2 separate regions of the Homo sapiens genome follow, and region 1 is linked to region 2. A link is a contact called in ENCODE Hi-C or POLR2A ChIA-PET data. All regions are on one chromosome and are shown on one strand. Each heading gives the region's core, a stretch centred on a gene start or an enhancer-like site at or near the end of the contact. The rest is flanking DNA. Distances are from core to core; before and after follow the strand shown. Region 1 overlaps LOC105373900 (a long non-coding RNA gene). Region 2 has its middle 320 kb from the start of EPHA4.

The links. A loop is a pair of places that touch in the nucleus more often than their neighbours do. ChIA-PET counts read pairs that join two places held with the same protein, here RNA polymerase II (POLR2A).
Region 1: a loop to region 2 is called in a map of ascending aorta, with 1.9 times the contacts of the local background. The contact joins two enhancer-like sites. A Hi-C loop is called at or near these places in 1 of 168 maps with a recorded cell type or tissue (ascending aorta). POLR2A ChIA-PET finds 5 or more read pairs at or near these places in 1 of 52 experiments (MCF 10A).

Annotation. Positions count from the first base shown.
Region 1 is chr2:221,941,861-221,944,872 of GRCh38, reverse strand. The region is part of intron 1 of LOC105373900 (a long non-coding RNA gene); the gene reads left to right. It also overlaps the pseudogene LLPHP3. Among named protein-coding and RNA genes, the nearest start is that of CCDC140, 350 kb to the left of the region's middle. Within about 2 kb of position 1,617, at least 7 of the 41 ENCODE cell types and tissues checked have a DNase peak (open chromatin) inside an H3K27ac peak, as active enhancers do.
Region 2 is chr2:221,894,351-221,897,366 of GRCh38, reverse strand. No RefSeq gene overlaps it. Among named protein-coding and RNA genes, the nearest start is that of EPHA4, 320 kb to the right of the region's middle. RefSeq lists an enhancer at 18-1,217. Within about 2 kb of position 1,531, at least 3 of the 41 ENCODE cell types and tissues checked have a DNase peak (open chromatin) inside an H3K27ac peak, as active enhancers do.

The DNA.
Region 1 (3,012 bases), core at 368-2,867, 47 kb before region 2:
ATAGAAAAAGATTTGAAATAATACTTGCATAGCTATTTACAGTGACAAATGTTTTTTTTTTTGTATCAAAGAAAATATTTTATTCAAGTTCCCAAAACAAACTTGAGGAGTTATGCTGGGTTTGAATTGAAGAAAAAAGGCCAAGTTAAAATAGGAAAACAAATGGTTTTCATTTGGTGGCAGTTGAAATAAAAGTATACACGTGTATACATTGTAATCCGTCATCTATCCCATGTGGCATTTTCCAAGGTTTTAAGAGTCTACCAGGCCAAACCCTTTGCCACTTTCACTGCTTTTGCTTTGTTTTTCTCCTTTCTTTTCTCTCGCTTTGCCTTTAGCCTTTTTCTTTGCCTTTGGTTCATCCATATTGGGTACTGTCCATGCTGGTCTAGAAGAGTCTTTTTGTTTCTCTTAATATCAGTCTCCATTTTCATGTCATCTTTTTCATCTTTTACCTCACATTGCATTTTCTCTTGGCAATGTTTGGGTTTGGGTACCACCACAGTTGCTATCTCTTGAACATCTTTCATTAAAACGTCATCGTCTAGTTTGAGAATACTTTTAAGCCTGCTGACCTCCTCTGGGGCATTCTTTTTTCTCTTTTCAGCACGCATCTTTCTTTTCCACTTACTCCATAAGCTTTTAGCCATATTTTACCTGAGAAACGAACACACACACTTCAGGATCACGCCGACCGGCGACAACTCTTGAGGTTAGTGGTTTTTGTCTTTATAATGCAATTCTATAGTGATGTAACTTATTACCACAAATGTAATAATTTTACAATCAAAAATAAAATGTAAATATGAGTCTTGGTCTTGAAATGACTTGGCAAATCAACACATTTCTTCTGCTCCTGTCCCCTTTCCCACCTCCCCAGTTATTTAACACTGAAATATTAATACTTCAAAGACCTAAGGACTAAATATAAAATAAATTAGTTCTTAGTGTTAGCTCTTGTGTTATTCTGCCCTGAATCCAATCCTGACACTTCCACTAGCTACTTGTGTATTTCAGAAAATATACAAGTTCCAATGCTCAGCTTCCTCACCTATTAAATAAAAAAAAAAAAAAATTGACATAAACAAAGGAGTTGGGCAGAGAAATTTTCTTCCATTTCTGAGATACTGTGTTTTCTGTTGAAACAAAATAAATTTCATGGTCCTTTGCAGCATAATACTTTCTCCCATGTACTTCACACTTTATAGTAAATAACTCATTACTTTACTGGAGGAATGACTAACAATGATATCATAATGCTCAATTTAGTCCTGATTTTTTTGTTGTTGTTCTGAGTATCTTGAATGTGAATCTGTGGACCACTAACACACCTTCAGACCTTCAAAACTTCTGCACAAGGAAGGTTCAGAGGTTCTGACCTTCCTTTTGGAAAATGGTGACCAAGTGCATCCTCATGTTAGGGTTGACAAGTATTGAGGGTACACTGTGCTCTTCTCATTCTCTCCTGGGCTTGCTTGCATTTGAAGCTAGCTGCCCTTTTCCTACCCTGCAGAAGGCTCAGAATTGTGGCTGGCAGACTTCCTGGAACATTGTGTCACAAACCCTTGTTCTTTTTATTGCTCAGCTGGTCCAGGGCATATATTTGCAGCAAGCTGGCCTTTCAAGAGAATGCATTATGAATAAAGGCCACTGCGATTTGTTTGACACCATTAAAGTTATTTTGCTTTCTCTGACCAGAGTGAGATCATCAATTACTTTCCTTCTCTGAAGAACTGAGTAAACATGACTCTAAGGATCACCCATTACTTGCAGAGCAATGAGAGGCACAGAAGACGCTTTGCCTGCCCTTGGAAGTTTAAATTTGTATTGTGGGAGACAGAAGGGCTAAAAAATAAATCACAAATGTAGAATGTGATGTGCCATTTAAAAAAGCAGCAAAGATAAATGTACTGAACAAAGAGATATGAAACTATGTTCTGAGGAAGTACTGAAGTGGCTTCTTGAGGACTTTAGAAAAGCACTTTCCCCAGAAACACATCAGGGAGAAAAGTCAGAGATTTGTATGATATCACTATGATAAAGGAATTTCTAGAACAATTTTTATAGTAATAGTTTAGGCCACATTGGACTGATTTGTATTTATCAAGCTAAAATAAAGTTATCACTTTTATATTTCCAGTAGATTAATACTCTATAGGAGTTCAGATGGCCAGAAATTGAAGAGGTGCTCTCTATGGCAGTCTTCCTCTATGTGGGGTCTAAACAAGACCACCTATTGTGGAATAAAGAAAGAATACTAGATCTTTCAAAATTTTTTTTTACACTGTTCTCTAAAATGTTCTACCTTTGTATTTGTTTTATAACAGTCATGACACATTAGTAAATATTACAAGAATATAATTTCTAAATATACACTCATGGTTAGGGTTGCATACCTAAAGACACTTTAATTTGTGAAATATGTATTTGTTAAATTTTACTTTAACTCAGTTATTTTGAACATTTTGATTAGTAGTTTAAATGACACTTGTAGAAATATGATAGTCAAAAAATTTAGAAATCAGTGCTTTTGAAAAAAATAACTCCTAATTTAATTTGTACAGTAAAATATAATCTTTTTTATAAAGGAAGCTTACTCTTTTAAAAGCAAATCTAGTGTTTCTTCTGAATTTCTTACATATCAGAACAATCTTTAGTCTGAAAAAGTTGGCAGAAAAATCCATGATTAATAGATAAATAGTATTCTTTTCAAATGCTTCTGGCTTTTAAGCTAAGCCACCAGGGATTTGCATGTGGGGAAAGAGTTTTGAAGGTAAGAGGTTTTTCTTCTTATGATTTGAATGCAATGCTTTTGGGATTTCTGTGATTTATTGGTAGTAAAGTGACTTTGGTAGGATGAGCTACTTGAAGCTTTTCTTGTCACTGTGCTGTTACTAATACCTGGAATCCACCCTATCTCCAGAGTCCATCCCCTGCACCAGGTAGACTGTGGTCATTTGGTGCCACCAGCTCTGTCTTTCCATTTTATTCTCTGTCAGGTTCCCTCTCACA
Region 2 (3,016 bases), core at 282-2,781:
TACCCCACCTATCTGTTGATTTGGGCTAGATGAACATTGTTTACCTTGCAACTTTCTCAAATTCCAGCCTGGTTACGCTTGATAATAATACCTTCTTATTTCCTAGTATTCTCATGATCTGGATACCAGCCCTGCCTATGTAACGTCAGGTATGAACGAACGTGGTTCGGCATCAATTCCCAGAGAGCAAGCCAGCAGAGCGCCTCAGCGTTGCTCTCTGTGCTCCCTGCTCGGCTGTGACTCCTGACACTTTTCTTGCTTAAGAAAACAGCGTTAACATTATCCACATTTGCTTTTGGCTTTCGCTACCAAGCAGCCTGGCACCAACCCCCAGCCACACCACAGCAGACTCTCTGCCGGACTGTTCCTAACGTCAGCTCTTTCTGCCCCTTGTGACTTCTTCCCACTCCCACACCAGGGTGGGGCTTTAGCACTGTAACAGACTGGAGGCCCTTTGGAAGGGCCCAGTAGTGAGAGGAGTGAAGAGCAGCTGCAAGGAATGCGTGAACTATCAGTCCTTCGTCCCTTCCTCTAGTTACATTTCAACATCTTGGCTGAAATGAAATTTGAAATGCAAAAGGTTTAAAGAACATTTCTCAAACCCACAATTTCCCAGCAGCTTGAAAACCTCTTAAAACATTACCTTCAATCTGCTGCTGGTGATGAGTGGATGTTGAGTACTTATGTGAACGATGTCATGCTGCTTAGTCATGAGATGCCTTCCACATCTCCCGGGCTCACCCACAAGCGAGCATTCAAACCAGTGAGGCTCCCTTTGGTTTCTGGGAAGAACAATCCAACTCTGAGAAAGCTGATACCTATGGTGTCTCTGCTGAGGAATAATTCCCTAAATGCATAAAGGATGCTCATCTAAATAAGGAAATGGAGACTTAGATTAGAGGGTGCAAGAATAAAGAGAGGATTTATCCTGCAAACAAAAGGAAGGAGAACTCTTTCCACTCTCCCTCCTTTGGGGTAGGCTTTGAGGTTGATATCTTAGTTGTGACCTATCTTTGGCAACATCGTCATTCTTATTTAGGGTGAATGAGGCTCCTGTGAGGGCTTCAGTGGGAGTCCCGTTGTCAATTCTGCATTAAAGAAGCATTAAAATAAAGTGTTACTGTAAGAAGCTCTGTCTGCTAGACAGTTCTCAGAAGAGCTTTGTGCCTCTTCTGAGAGCTGCTTGCTTTTTCTTTCCATTTTCAGGAGGGGAAAAAAATGTTCCTAATGAACCAAACCTTTTTAATTGATTATAAAAACAGAGGAGAACATAGCAGTGGGAATTGTTGGCAAGGCTTTATAGCATGTGGCGAATCACTGCATATTCATTTGTCTCTCATTGGCCAAGATGAATCCTCTTTTGGTATTAAAGCAAATGTGCTGTGAAGTTGCAGAGGACAGGGTTTAACAACTTTTCCTGGCTTGAGGCCTGGGTAATTTTTTTTTGGTGGAGTGGTAGGAGGGCCAGGAAGCGGCGGGGGCAAGGAGCCGAGTGGGGAGCAGTGAAGTGGGGGAGTGTTTTAGGGAAGGCAAGGAGCTGCGTAGCACTGAGATAGTCTCTGAAGTAGCTGAGAAGAATGGCTTCCTTCGTGTAGGTGGGAGGTGGGAGAGCTGCATTACAATGTGGAAACTGCAGGAATAGTCTGACTGCAGAGTGGCCATACTTGGCATAGAACACAATTACCTTGAAAGTCCAGGAAATGGGGCTGAAATGAATTCTTTTATGACAGAAGAGAGGACATAGTTCATCTGACTTCAGCTTCTTTTCACTGTGTCTCGAGGAGTGGGAAGGGAACATGGCTATGTCGTATGTAAACTAAGAGAGCGGGTTCTGCTTTCTCATCCTCCATTCCTGCTCCCTGACTCAGGCTCTTATAACCACTCATCTTCCTTCTCTTCTATCATTGTGTTCCTCACATCCCCTGCACCATGTCTGCCTTCTTCTCCAGTCCACTTGGACTCAGGTTATTCAGTTTGTTTAAAGAGTCAGTTTCTTCCCGCCTCAGGACCTTAGCACATGCTATTCCTTTCACCTGAGTGCCCTTCTCCAACCCCCTGCTTCTCTCCACATGGGCCTGGCTGACTCTACTCATCCTTCAAGCCACAACTGAACAGTATCTCATCAAGGAAGCCTTTTGGGAACACCCTGACCAGCATGGGCCCCCCTGTTAGGGATTCTTTACACAAGGTACTTTTCTTTTGTAGCAAGTATTGCAACTGTGATTACATAATTGCTTGCGGTAATCAGCATGATATGAATGTTTCTGGCAGATCTTTAGGAGATATTAATAAAAAATTGACAAATTGTTTGTTTTCATTTATACCTTTCATCATGAAATATTTACAACATTTTTAGAGATAACGGTGATTTCAATAATTGTGATTGTTGACACAGCAGCATAGAGTACTCCCTGCCTGATTCCAGAAAGGATTAGAAAAGTTTATCAATCAGATGTTTGTCCTTGTGAGAGATTCAGAAGCTCATAGAGTTCTACAAACTCTTTCCTAAATTGCATCAAGTTCCAAATAGATGATGCGTGTTTAACAGTGCATATGGTAAACATTTTAAGAAATATTTCAAAAGGCTTAAATGAGCATGTGCTTAAACTCTTCACTAATTCTTATTTTGTCACTTGTTACTTCTGAATCAGCAGGCAAATTTCCCCCAGTCACTGAAAGTTTGTTCTTTGGATGGAGTGACCAAAGAAAAATCATGACCAGTTGAACCTCAGGGACATGTATGATAAACACTATGTTCAGAGGAAAAACTTTTATCTGAATAGTCTAAGACTGGCAGTTGGTTAATCACGTCTTTTAAAGCAGTAGATTGGGAGGGGAGAGGGTGGATAAAACATACATTTAAATGTTTTATTTTAAGTCAGAACATAAATATACATCTATTTTTCAATCTTATGATGTAGACCTAGTCCTTTACTTTCTTTTTCTCTTCTTTTTTTTTGAAATGGAGCCTCGCCCTGTCACCCAGGGTGGAGTGCAGTGGTGTGATCTCAGCTCA